2 separate regions of the Homo sapiens genome follow, and region 2 is linked to region 1. Evidence: chromatin contacts called from ENCODE Hi-C or POLR2A ChIA-PET data. All regions are on one chromosome and are shown on one strand. Each heading gives the region's core, a stretch centred on a gene start or an enhancer-like site at or near the end of the contact. The rest is flanking DNA. Distances are from core to core; before and after follow the strand shown. Region 1 overlaps EHD1 (EH domain containing 1). Region 2 has its middle 16 kb from the start of SYVN1.

The links. Hi-C counts contacts between places; a loop is a spot of excess contacts on that map. ChIA-PET counts read pairs that join two places held with the same protein, here RNA polymerase II (POLR2A). Pooled maps may share reads with other maps.
Region 2: a pooled map shows a loop between it and region 1 (2.1-fold over the local background). The contact joins two enhancer-like sites. A Hi-C loop is called at or near these places in 1 of 50 pooled maps. POLR2A ChIA-PET finds 5 or more read pairs at or near these places in 4 of 52 experiments (B cell, K562, Panc1 and 1 more).

The regions. Positions count from the first base shown.
Region 1 is chr11:64,853,901-64,861,004 of GRCh38, forward strand. It overlaps EHD1 (EH domain containing 1), which reads right to left. Exons shown (of 5, transcript NM_006795.4): 3 at 6,024-6,436; 4 at 1,422-1,586; 5 at 1-957. The coding sequence ends at 433. Among named protein-coding and RNA genes, the nearest start is that of CDC42BPG, 13 kb to the left of the region's middle. RefSeq lists enhancers at 1-430, 431-1,429, 677-1,876, 1,118-1,177, 5,047-5,116. Within about 2 kb of position 4,876, at least 20 of the 41 ENCODE cell types and tissues checked have a DNase peak (open chromatin) inside an H3K27ac peak, as active enhancers do.
Region 2 is chr11:65,147,254-65,153,894 of GRCh38, forward strand. It overlaps the pseudogene RNU2-23P. Among named protein-coding and RNA genes, the nearest start is that of SYVN1, 16 kb to the left of the region's middle. RefSeq lists an enhancer at 3,503-3,552 and a silencer at 5,461-5,640. Within about 2 kb of position 3,583, at least 31 of the 41 ENCODE cell types and tissues checked have a DNase peak (open chromatin) inside an H3K27ac peak, as active enhancers do.

The DNA.
Region 1 (7,104 bases), core at 3,626-6,125:
GCTCAGAAGCACACGGAGGGTGCCTGGTGTTCCTGTCCATGCAGCCTCAGCCTAGCAGCTGCCAAAAGGGCGACCTGGCTCCCCCACGGTCGCAGTCGCTGCACTGTCCAGCTCCAGCCACAGCAAAGGCCGGGGGGCAGAGGCCGTGCACACAGGGCTGGCACACAGGGGAGGCGGCGACAAAGAACGCAGCCTCTAACGTTATATATTAAAATAGCCACAGTTCTTGTGCACACAATTCCATCCTCTCACCCCTGCCTCCCCCGCCAGGCCCAGGAACAGCCTTAAAAGAAAGATGGTGGTTTTCCTTTTCGAGAGGCGAGGAAACATCCGCTCAGTCTTTATGGACCTTGAGAAATGGTGAGGCTTCCCCTCCCCCCGTCTCTGCCTCCCGGCCGGGCGTGCAAATGGCAGGTGCGGGGCCGGGCGCCATCACTCATGTCTGCGCTTGGAGGGCGGCACCAGGTGCGGGGGCAGGTCGGCGGGCAGCTCGTGGCCCTCCAGCTTGACCTTGATGAGGTGGTTGGCCAGCGCGAACTCCTCGTCGTCCAGCAGCCCGTCCTTGTCCACGTCGGCCAGCTTCCAGATCTTCCCTAGCACGGTGTTGGGGAGCTTGGACTTCACCATCTCCTTCTTGGCGTTGGCGCCCGTGATCTTGCCGTTGACAGGGGACAGCGTGTAGAAGATCTCGTCGTAGGTGGGCTTGTCCTTGCCCACCACCCACTCCACGTCGTCGATGCCCTCGCCGGCCCCCTCGCCGTAGCCGTGCCCGAACGGCCCGTTCATGGTGCCGTCAAAGGCGCCGCCCTTGACCACCTGGGAAGGCATCAGGGACTCCTCCTGCCGCACCATCACCATCAGCCGCGCGATGTCGTTGGCCAGCATGTCATCCACCGTGTCCAGCAGCTTGGGCTTCAGCGCCTGGAACTTGCTGAAGTCCTGGGTCTGCAGGAGTTCCTGTGGGCGGGGGAGGAAGGACAAGGGCTGGGAAGGGAGGCCCCTCCCAGACTCCAGGCCAAGTGGTTCCAGTCAGGGCTTCACAAGCATAAAGTGCTGCTCCCCCACACTAGCAGGGGCGACTCGGCAAAACCATCTGGCCCTTGGCTCTCTAACCTGTACACAGGAGGCACCTCCAGCTCTTTCCTTGCAGGGCTGCGGCAAGGATTCATGGACAGGGCACCAGAGCGCCTGGCATGGCCCTGCCCTCCCCCCACCACGCAGGGTGAGTCACCACATTCCCCTCTGCAGTGTCACCGCCTGGGTCAACTCTGAGTTGGGTGGGGTGCTGGTGATTAACCCAGCTGCTTCCGTTCAGGGAGGCCCTTCCCCATGGAGATGGGATTCCCTCCAAATCCAGTGCCCTGGGCCTTCCTTCTGCCCTGATGGCCACCAGCCTGCATGGGGCCTCGGGACAGCCGTACCTGCATCTTGCGGAGGCTCGGGAAGTCCCCAGGGGAGATCTGGTGCTCGCGCTCAATCTTCTGGTAGATCTCTCCGAGGTTGTTCACCAGCTCTTTCTTTTTGCTCTCTTTACCAAAGACATTGGGCATCTCTTTCTTGAGGGAGCTGATGATGTAGGCGTGAACCTGTGAGGACGGGGTGAGCATCAGGCGCTCTCTTGGCCCAGGCTGCCCCCGAGAGCAGAGCCTCCAAGGACACTCCAAGGATACTCCAAGGTGCTCGCTCAGGAACAGGGAAGCAGGAGGGATGGGTCAAGCTCAAGGCCGCTACCACCACCGGCTCCCACAGTCCTAGGAGCAGACACAATCTGGCAAGAGCCACAGCTGTCCACTGCCACAGGACAGAGGACAGGACAGGAAAACGCACTTGAAACAGAAGACAACAGCCTTGGCCTTGCACGGATCATTGTGATGATTCAGGAAGAGTAAAACCCAGTCTGTCAACCCAAAGAAGGCAATTTGTCGTGTACCACTGGGCACATCACACACCCTCTGTTCAACCCTCACCACGCATCACACACCCTCCGCTCAACCCTCACCACGCATCACACACCCTCCGCTCAACCCTCACCACGCATCACACACCCTCCGCTCAACCCTCACCACGCATCACACACCCTCCGCTCAACCCTCACCACGCATCACACACCCTCCGCTCAACCCTCACCACACACCCTCCGTTCAACCCTCACCACAGCCCTGCGGGGTGGGATTCTCCCAACCCGGCCCTAAGCAAGGCTGGGAAAGGCTGCCTGGGGTGCTTGGCTCCCACATGGAGGAGCTGGGATTGGAACCCCGGGCTGCTGAAGGTGCCCCACAGCCCATGTTCTTCTGTTTCTCTGCAAGCCCCCTTCCCCCGAGCTGCCCCCTCCCACGCAGCAGAGCAGGGAGCAGGCTTCCTGCAGGGCCCACCAGCCTGCACGTCCAAATCCCTGCTGAGTGCCGATGGAGCCCACAGAACTCCAATGGGCCCGTGCCACGCTCCACTCCATCATCACAGCTCGGATGACGAAGGATTTGAAAAATCCCAAAAAGGCTTCTCCTGGTGGTTGCCAGCTTTATCCAAGCATCAATACCTTGCTTAGGCATGTGCCTGTTCAGGGCGGCACCCCCTTCATTTCCCTGCAGCAAGCTGGGAACCTGGCAGCCCTCGAGAGTAGCCCAGCCCTCAGATCCCTCGGCCTTGCCAAGTCGTGTCCAGCCACAGAGGGCTGCGGCCAGCCAGCCTTGCTGCCCTTCTCCCCGGCTCCAGCCCATCCACCACCCCGCTCAGCCTGAGCCTGTGCCCTGGGTGGGGGCCTGGCTGAGAACTGCCTGAGGGAGGCAGCCCCGTGCCATGTGGGTCTGGATCTAGAGTCTCCCCAGGGACACTGTGGCAGGCAGATCCCAGGCCGGTGGGAGTCATCACAGAGAGCACCACTCACTCCAGGAAAAGGAAGTGGCAGGTGTGAGGCAACACTGGAGGCCACAGGGTTTTCCAGGCGCGGTGACTCAGTGTGCCTGGGGCCTGGCAGTCACACATGGTCTCACAGACGACCAGGCAGGGGCTCATGCCTGCCCCTTGTCCTGTCTGTCCTCAAAGGTGGCTGAGCAAGGGAGCTCTCTCTGCCCTGCAAGGAGAGAAACTCAGCTAGGGCCACACCCACACCCCTCAGCTCAGGACGTCCTTTGTCCTTTGAGGCCAGGGTCAGTCACCTGGGTTTTTGTATGGGTTCCTCTCTCAAAGCTGGCTCCACTCACAGGGAGGCTCCAGAAGGGAGAGATCTAGAAAAACATCCAGCCAGCCGGGCGCGGTGGCTCACGCCTGTAATCCCAGCATTTTGGGAGGCCGAGGCAGGCGGATCACCTAAAGTCAGGAGTTCGAGACCAGCCTGATCAACATGGTGAAACCCCGTCTCTACTAAAATATAAAAATTAGCTGGGTGTGGTGACGGGCGCCTGCAATCCCAGCTACTCAGGAGGCTGAGGCAGGAGAATGGCTTGAGCCTGGGAAGCGGAGGTTGCAGTGAGCCGAGATTGCGCCACTGCACTCCAGCCTAGGTAACAGAGTGAAACTCCATCTCCAAAAAAATCAAAAAATAAAATAATAAAATTAAAAATAAGAAAAACACGCAGCCCTCTGTCCTCCAGAGCCGGCATCTGACCCACGCCCGTGCACACAGCTCACGGAGGTTCAGGCCAGAATGAGAATTCCTCATCTACAGGGTGAGGTGGGGCCCAGGGTACTTGGGGCACAATGGGAGGACAGTGGTGGCAAAGGATGAAGGGTCAGTTCTCACTGCTCAGACCAGGTAGCACCCACATGCCCTCTGACTGGCCTCCAGACAGAGTGGGTACGAGGGCCACTGTGCTCAACGCCTGCAGTCTCCATGCCTCTGAGCAGGCAGGGACATGGGCTCCCCAGGAAGTGCCCATCCTCAGTCCTCAGTTATATTCTGGAGATCAGGGGACTGTGACCCTGGCCACAGGCACATCTGTCACTGAAGCCTTCATGCCCACATGATGTCTACCCTGGTACCCCCTGCATGCCATGAGGTGGGGGCAAGCACCCTGCTCTGTTGAAGAACTGGGGACGTATCACCAAAGGGCCTGGCTTGGCAGGCAGGACAGTTCCCCAGCCACGCTCCGGCCTGGCTGGCCTGGAGATAGGAGCTACGGCAAGGGCCTTTTTTTTTTTTTTTTTTTTTAAATTAAATAGAGACAGGGTCTCACTAGGTTGCTCAGGCTGGTCTCTAACTCCTGGCCTTAAGGGATCCTCCTGCTTTGGCCTCCCAAAGTGCTGGGATTACAGGCGTGAGCCACCATGCCTGGCCAGAGCCTATTTCTTTTCTTTTTTTTTGAGACAGAGTCTTGCTCTGCCACCTGGGATGGAGTGCAGTGGTGTGATCTCAGCTCACTGCAACCTCTCCCTCCTGGGTTCAAGTGATTCTCCTGTCTCAGCCTCCCAAGTAGCTGGGATTACAGGCACGCACCACCACGCCCGGCTAATTTTTGTATTTTTTTTAGTAGAGATGGGGTTTTGCCATGTTGGCCAGGCTGGTCTCGAACTCCTGACCTCAGGTGATGCGCCCACCCACCTTGGCCTCCCAAAGTGCTGGAATTACAGGATGAGCCACCATGCCTGGCTGGAGCCTATTTCTGAAACAACCGAGCCCTGTGCTAAGAGCCTGAAAGAATAGCTAGGTGCCCTGCTGATACAAATGTGGGCTTGGTCACTTCTCAGCTGTTCAGACAATCTGTGTCAAACACTCCTGTCCACGGGGTCAACCCCAACCACAGCCGGGACTGTCACTCATGGTGACTCGTCTAGGCTGGCTCACGATAGGGTGCTATCCAAAGTCAGACACGCCAAGGGCATGTGTTCTGTCATTCTGTGTTGGAAGGGCCCGCTGGTGGCATTAACCTTTGTTTCCTGGCCCCACCCACACCGGCTCTCACTCAAGTACTTGGTCAGCCACTGAGATTCCAAACCCTTTGGCCATTCAGAGGCTGCTGATAGGTGCCACCAGGCCTGGGCTGCCAGGAGACCTAAGGATGGTCTGCAAGGCCTGCTGAACTGACACTGCCTCAGCGTGACCTTGGCTTCCATGCACAGTGCTCCCCGGGCTGCAGGCTGGCACCCTGTCTCCTCACGAGCTGCTTCCTGTCACAGCTTAAGCTTCAGCTCCTGCCAGGCCCCCCCAGCCCTTCTACTCCACTGGGACAGCCCCTAGCGCCAGCTCCCGCAGCAGCCTGTGCTCGCTCCGAGACGACACAAATAACTGATGTTTATTTTTTGTTTGCGTGCTCTGCTTTCCCCATGAAGGCTGAGGAGTGGACAGGGGCTGTGTGTCACTCCCCGCCAGTACCCGGCATCCAGCACTGTGCTGAGTGCACTTCAGGCTCAGTAAACCCCAGAGGGGTAATCCCAGCACTCTGGGAGGCTGAGGTGGGCAGATCACCTGAGATCAGGAGTTTGAGACCAGCCTGGCCAACATGGTGAAACCCTGTCTCTAATAAAAATACAAAAATCAGCTGGGCATAGTGGTGCGTGCCTGTGATCCCAGCTACTCGGGAGGCTGAGGTAGGAGAATCATTTGAACCTGGGAGGTGGAGGTTGCTATGAGCCGAGATCATGCCACTGCACTCCAGCTTGGGCAACAGAGCGAGTCTCCGCTTCAAAAACAAAAACAAAAACAAAAAACCCTAGAGGGAAGCCAACAAGCCTTAGAGCTCTATCCCCCAACACTCCATTTCTGAGGCTGCCTCCTTTGCTTCAGCGGTAACTTCCTGTGTGCTGTTTCTGTGTTGTAAGCACAGTCAAACCCTTCCTGAAAGTAGATGGGGTATAAACCACAAACAGAACAGGTTTAGAGGGAGGCCGGGTAGAGAATCTTAGTTAAGAGCAGGCTGCACGCGGGTGCTGACCAAAGACTGGTTTCTATAGAGGGAAACAGCGCAGTGCAGGTCTGCCTGTGAAGTGAGCTGGGAAGGGTCTCGGGCAATCCTGGGGCCCTGAGTGCCAGTCTCAGAGCCCCATGGCCCTGCCTGGCAATAGGCTGCTCCCCTCACCCCAGGGTCTACCTTGGCCAGCCGTGCCCGCTTGATCAGGTCATTGAGCTTCCTGAGGGCGGCGTTTCGGGGCAGTGACTGGATGTCCTTGAAGAGGTCCTGCTCCTCGGCCTCAAAGAGCTTGCGGTTGTCGGGGATGAGGAGCGGGTGGGACCAGAAGGAGCCGATGTAGACCCTGACCACCTCGGGGGTGTTGATGATCTTGCCCAGGGACCACATGAGGGCCCCGTACACCCGCATCAGCTGCTGCGTCTCGATCTGGTCTGCCTTGTTCAGCACCACGCGGATCTTGTCCTCATGGTTCTTCAGAGCCTTGATCACTTCCGAGAACTCATCGGAGATGTCCAGCTTGTGGGCGTCGAAGAGCAGGATGATGCGGTCCACACGCTCCGCGAACCACTCCAGGACGGCTGCAAAGTCATAGCCTGGGGGGAAGAGAAGGGAGAGCTCAGGGGCGCCAAGGGACCTGCTGCTCTGATGGCTCTCATCTCCAACCTGGCCTGGTATTTCTCAGCCTGAGATAGTTTTTAAAATTCCTATAGGCCGGGCGTGGTGGCTCACGCCTGTAATCCCAACACTTTGGGAGGCCAAGGTGGGAGGATCACGAGGTCATGAGTTTGAGGCCAGCCTGGCCAACATAGTGAAACCCTGTCTCCACTAAAAATACACAAATTAGCCGGGCAGGGTGGCGCGAGCACTCAGGAGGCTGAAGCAGGAGAATCGCTTGAACCCAGCAGGTGGAGGTTGTGGTGAGCCAAGCCCATGCCACCGCACTCTAGCCTGGGTAAGAAGAGCAAAACTGTCGCGAAAAAAAAAAAAAAAAGAAAAGGCCAGGCACAGTGGCTCACACCTGTAATCCCGACACTTTGGGAGGCTGAGGTGGGTGGATCACAAGGTCAGGAGTTCAAGACCAGCCTGGCCAACATAGTGAAGCCCTGTCTCTACTGAAAATACAAAAATTAGCCCGGCATGGTGGTGGGCACCTGTAATCCCAGTTACTCGAGAGGCTGAGGCAGGAGAATTGCTTGAACCTGGGCGGCAGAGGTTGCAGTGAGCTGAGATTGCGCCACTGCACTCCAGCCTGGGCAACAGT
Region 2 (6,641 bases), core at 2,333-4,832, 290 kb after region 1:
CAGTCAGTTATCCAACCAGTCAATTCCTCAATCCAAGCAGCATGAAACTGCACTCCTAGTTAGGTTTGTGGATTATAAATGCTCATAAATTCCTTATCCCGTCCCTCATGGAAAGGTGGGGTTTACTTCTCCACCCCCTTAATTCTGGACTTGGCCTATGACTTGCTTTGAACCAGTAGAATATGGTGGAAATGAAGCTGTGCCCAATTCTGGGCTTACCCTTTAAAACAGAACTGGCAGCTTCTGTTTTCTTCTCTTGGAATTCAGCCACCATGCTGTGAGGAAGCCCAAGCAGTCCTGTGGGGAGGCCCATGTAGAGGAGAATCAAAGCTCCATTCTCAGCCTTTTGGGTAAGATCAAGTGTAGTATCTGTTCTTATCAGTTTAATATCTGATATGTCCTCTATTCGAGGACACAATCTATATTAAATAGATTTTTGGAACTAAGAGATGGAATAGGAGCTTGCCCCACCCACTCCACACATTTACCTAGCATTGCAGTACCTCCAGGAACAGTGTACCCCTAAAGGGAGATAAAGTTTAAAAATGAAAAAAATAGGGAATAAAAAGCTCTAGCCCTACCATCCAATTGGCTGGGGGAATTTAAATAAATAAATAAATAAATAAATAAATAAATAAATAAATAGCTCTAGCCAGCATCAACTTGCCAGCCATTGGAGTGCACCATCTTTGAAGGGTCCTCCAGCTCCAAGGATGGAGCTGGAGGCACAAGAAGAGCTGTCTCAACCAGGCCTTGCCCAAATTGCATAATGGTAAGAAAATAAATGATTGGTATTGTCATAAGCCTCTAGGTTTGAGAGTGGCTTGTTTCACAGCCCTAATCTAATTTGACTCCCTGTTCTTGGCCCCAGACCCAGGGCCTGCCACAGAATAAGAACTCAGGGAGTGTTGAAGAAGTGAGTCAACAAATGATTGGGCTGAGCGTGGTGGCTCACGCCTGTAATCCCAGCACTTTGGGAGGCCGAGGCAGGTGGATCATCTGAGTGAGGTCAGGAGTTCAAGACCAGCCTGGCCAACAGGATGAAACCCCATATCTACTAGAAATATAAAAATTAGCCAGGTATGGTGATGCGTGCCTGTAATCCCAGCTACTCAGGAGGCTGAGGCAGAAGAATCACTTGAACCCAGGAAGTCGAGGTTGCAGTGAGCCAAGATAGCGCCACTGCACTCCAGCCTGGCTGACAGAGTTAGACTCTGTCTCAAAAAAAAAAAAAAAAAAAAAAAAAAAAAAAAAAAAAAAAAAAAAAAAAGACTGGATTGGCTAAGTGGATGATGGATGATTGAATGGTTGGATAAGTGAATTGTGTTAAGCCTGACAGGTCTAGAGTGATGAGCTGTGGCAGAATCAGGGGCTCAGAGTCCAGTAGCTTCAAGGAGGATGAGAAGCCATCTCTGCTGGAATTGTTATAAATAATTTCCTGGGAAGGGTCCCTGGCAGATCTACTTGGAGTGGCATTGTCACAGGCAGTGCATACTCAGCTGCTCAGGTGAGACACTAACTGCAAGCCCAGAATCTGGAAAGCTCCACAGTGCAGTGGGCCCAGCCTTACTATCCCTGCTGGAACCACACCAGCAGAAGGAGTGCCCGAGGGCTGCTACCTGTCTCCCTCGACTCCACTTAGTTCCAAATGTAAGTCTCACATGATTGAAACTGTGGAAGGAGGCTGGGTGCGGTTGCTCTCACCTATAATCCCTGCACTTTGGGAGGCCAAGGGGGCGGATCACCTGAAGTCGGGAGTTCAAGACCAGCCTGACCAACATGAAGAAACCCCATCTTTACTAAAAATAAAAAACTAGCCAGGCATGGTGGCACATGCCTGTAATCCCAGCTACTTGGGGGGCTGAGGCAGGAGAATCACTTGAACCCAGGAGACAGAGATTGCAGTGAGCCGAGATCACACCACTGCACCCCAGCCTGGGGAGCAAGAGTGAAACTCAGTCTTTTAAAAAAAAAAAAAAAACCAGAAGGAATATATGTAACTCAAGTTTTGTGTGGTTTTTTTTTTTTTTTTTTTTTTTTTTTTTTTTTTTTTTTTACCGTTCCAGCCTCTGTGGTCCAGGCAGCCAGCTGGGAGAAGGCTGAGACAGATGCTCAGTGACAAGTGTGAGCTTGCTAATCTGACAAAGGCCTTTCTAAGGGGGCATTTGGATTTCTGCATGATATGCTTCCAGCCTGCCTCCTAACCCCACCAAATCCTCATCATGCACTTTGTTATTTATTTATTTTTGAGACGGAGTCTCACTCTTGTCGACCACGCTAGAGTGCAGTGGTGTGATCTCGACTTACAACAACTTCCGCCTCCTGGGTTTAAGCAATTCTCCTGCCTCAGCCTCCTGAGTAGCTGGGATTACAGGCACCTGCCACCATGCCCAGTTAATTTTTGTATTTTTAGTAGAGATGGGATTTCATATGTTGGCCAGGCTGGTCTCGAACTCCTGACCTCAGGTGATCCACCCACCTCAGCCTCCCAAAGTCTGGGACTACAGGCATGAGCCACCTTACCCGGCCCTCATCATGCACTTTGTATTGTGGTCAAACTTAACTTGTCTCATTCCCCAAACTCTGCTTGCCTCTTCAGCCTAGCTATCTTCACTTTTGCTCAAACCTATATAAAGTAGCATGCTTTTCCCTTTCTTCTTTGTCTGGAAAATTCTTAGTGCACACCCTTACACATTTCCAGCATCAGCCATGAACCTGAGTGAGTCTCTCCCCACCACATGGTGCCTACAGCATTTGTCCCTGTGTGAACACAGCCCCTATGACCCTGCATTGTAATCACTTCTGTGTCTGTGACATCCTTCAGGGCAGGGCTGAGAATAATAAATGTTGGGCAGTTACAGTTTTAACCTTTATGTCAATCCTGAGTCAGGTACTATTATCATATCGGTTTCATAGATGAAGAAACTGAGGCTCAGAGAGATTAAGTAACTTGCCTGAGGTTTGCCCAACTAATAGGGAAAGACAAAGTCAAGATTTAAGCCCAGGTCGGGTGCGGTGCCTCACGCCTGTAATCCCGGCACTTTGAGAGGGCAAGGGTGGGGGGATCACCTGAGGTCGGGAGTTCGAGACCAGCCTGGGCAACATGGTGAAATCCCATCTCTACTAAAAATACAAAAATTAGCCAGGCATTGGGGGTGGGTGCCTGTAGTCCCAGCTACTCGGAAGGCTGAGGCATGAGAATTGCTTGAATCCAGGAGACGGAGGTTGCAGTGAGCCAAGACTGCGCTACTGCACTCCAGCCTGGGTGACGGAGCGAGATTCCTTCTCAAAAAAAAAAAAAAAAAAGACTTAAGCCCAGACAGGGTGGCCCCATGGCCCTTCTCTCAACCCCCGCGCTTTGTAACAGGTCCATTTTCTCATCCCCATGGCAACTAGTCATTTTATTACTGAGAAAACAGATATTCTTGAGGTTACAGAAAGGAAGAAAAATAAGAAAAGAAAACAGATGTTCGAAGAGGCTAAGAAAGTCAGCCAGAGTCACCCTGCTGGCGTGTGGCCGGGAGGCACTCTATCTACTTCTCTGACACTGCGCTGCACCTCCAGTGAGGGCCTGTGGTGACTTCTTCCTCCTATTGAAGCAGTGTCTCGGGGCTGAGTCATTCCCAACAGTTTCTGTGCAAAGCCAGGGAACAGCCACCTCAGGCCCCTTGGCAGGCTGCCACCCTAGGCAGTTGTCTCGAGTCTGGGTGTCCTCGGAGGGCAGAGCAGGGACAGGAGGCTGATGTCCCCTCCCTCTGCCAGGGCACGGGCAGCCAGGCAGTGAGGCCACATTAGGACTCAATTCAGGCTGGCCTGAGCATCTGAGAAAGGGAAGTAGGATAGAGGGGCAGGCTGGGGACAGATCCATGGGCAACATGGATCACCCAAGACTAGTACAAAGAAAGGGGCTGGGGCACTAAGGTACAGATTGGGCAATCAGCACACAGTATGTGCCAGGTGCAGGGCTGGGTGCTGGGATTCCAGGGTGAGCAAAAAGACACCTACCCTCATGAGACTCCTGCCCAGTGCAGGAAATTCAGGGCACATACCTTTTCTCCTACCGCTCACACCTGCTCCTCCTGCCTCCTCATTTTTCCTTCCAGCTAGAATGGGTGGAGTTTCCCTCTTCCCATTCATTCACTCTATTATTCACCCAAGTATTTATCCAGTGCCCACCTTGAACCAGGTCTTGTTCTAAGTGTCATGAATGTATTAGCAAATGAAATAGAAAAAAGTCCCTTCCCTTATGAAGCTTACAGAATACTAAAGACAAAAAATAAACCAGGAAGCACGTAGAGAAGTGTAGAGAAGTGATGACTTTGAGAAATCAAGAAGGAAGAGGAGTCGAGCAGAAGAGGAGGACCCAGAAGCTTTGAAAGGAAGAGAGAGGTTGGGCATGGTGGCTCATGCCTATGATTCTAGCACTTTGGGAGGCTGAGGTGGGAGGATCACCTGATCCCAGGAGTTTGAGACCAGCCTGGGCAACATAGTGAGACCCTATCTGTATAAAAAAATAAAAATAAAAAAGAAAGGAGGAGAAAGATGGCTGTTCCATTCTAGTAGGAGAGGAGGCAGAGAAAGTGTGTACAGGTGCAGATTCAGGTAAAATAGAGGAGAAGAAAAAGGGAAAGAGGCTGGGCGCAGTGGCTCACACCTGTAATCCCAGCATTTTGGGAGGCCAAGGGGGGTAGATTGCTTGAGCCCAGGAGTTCAAGACCAGCCTGGGCAACATGGCGAAACCCTGTCTCTACAAAAAATTAGCTGGGCTTGGTGGCACGCACCTGTGGTCCAAGTTATTCAGGAGGCTGAGGTGGGAGGATGGCTTGAGCCCAGGAGGCAGAGGTTGCAGTGAGCAGAGATCAAGCCACTGCACTAAACAGCCTCGGTGACAGTGAAACCCTGTCTCAAAGCAAAGAAAGAAAAAGAAAAAGGGAAAGAAGTCATGTTGGAGCTTTGCAGAGAGAGGAGAGGGTGTGATTAGTTACCTCAGAAAGTGGAAATGTGATTCTGAATGACATTTTTGTAAGAAAAAAAGTGGAAATGCGAAGTTTCTAGACATCTGCAGTGTGATTGCCAGGGAACATGAATGGCCAAGGAGTTTTGTAGCTGAGTTGAAAGTGAAACAATCCTCTGGCTGTCTGATTTCCTCTTATTCCAGTACAGGCACCAAGTAGGATGGTTCAACCAGGGCTTGAGTCTCCCAGGTGAGGTGGTTTTAGGAATGTCCATGCATTCTAGATGCTCCTCCTTTCTTTCTCTCTCTCTTTCTTTCTCTCTCTCTTTCTTTCTTTCTTTCTTTCTTTCTTTTTTAGACAGAGTCTCGCTCTGTCACCCAGGCTGGAGTGCAGTGGCACGATCTCGGCTCACTGCAACCTCTGCCTCCCAGATTCAAGTGATTCTCCTGCCTCAGCCTCCTGAGTAGCTAGGATTACAGGTGCGTGCCACCATGCCTGGCTGATTTTTGTATTTTTAGTAGAGATGGGGTTTCACCATGTTGGTCAGGCTGGTCTTGAACTCCTGACCTCATGATCTGCCCGCCTTGGCCTCCCAAAGTGTTGGGATTACAGGTGTGAGCCACCGCGCCTGGCCTGATACTCCTCCTTTCAAGACATGGAACCTCGCTCCCCTCCCGCGAATGTAAACTGGACTTAGTGACTCACTTCTAAAGAATAGAATCAATGAAAGTGATGGTGAGAGACCTAGGAGAGCTGGCACAAACACACTTTGGCTTCCTGTCTGCACTGTCTCTTGGATCTCTTGCTCTGGGGAAGCCAGCTGCCATGTCATGAGACACTCAGCAGCCCTGTGGACAGGTTCACATGGTGAGGAACTGAGGCCCCCCAGCCAATAGCCGTGTAAGTGAACCACCTGGGAAGGCGATCCTCCAGCCCCACACAAACCCTCAGAAGACGGTAGCCCTGGCCAGTATCTTGACTGCAAACCTCACGAGAGACTGTGAGGCAGAACCTCCAAGTTAATGCTCCCACATTCCTGATCTACAGAAACTGTGAGATAATACATTTTTTTTTTCATTTAAACCACAAAGTGTGGGGTAATTTTTATTTATTTAGGGCAAAGCTGACACATTCCAGATAAGGCTCCCAAACTCGAGATGCTCTCTCAACAACTGGCCCAAAGGACTTTCTGCGCAGCCACTGCCTCTCCTGCTGCTCCTTGCCTCAAGTCCCCTACTACATGGTGTGATATGCACTTGTGGGGTCTAGTTCACTGCACATGGCAAGATGCACTCTCTGCAATCCTTGAGATTGTTCAATTTTCTCCTGTAATCTGTTAAGGGGGCAAATCAGATTCATCAGTTTTCTCATCTCTAACCTTGCATTTTTAGAATAAATCCAGCTTTGGCACACTGCGTTCTCTTCCTATATATTACCAAATTCATTTTGCTAATAATTTGCTTAGGATTTTTCCATCTGTGTTTATGAGCCTGCAGTATTTCTTTCTCATGCAGTCTCCATTAGGTTTTCATGTCAAGAACACTACCCTTGTGACATGTGGAGGGGAGGTCCTTCTTTTCTTCAATACTCTGGAAGAATTTATACAAGATAGAATTATTTGTTTTTTCAATGTTTGGTTAATCTTACTGGTGGAGCCATATAGGCCTGGAGTTTTCTTTGTGGTAA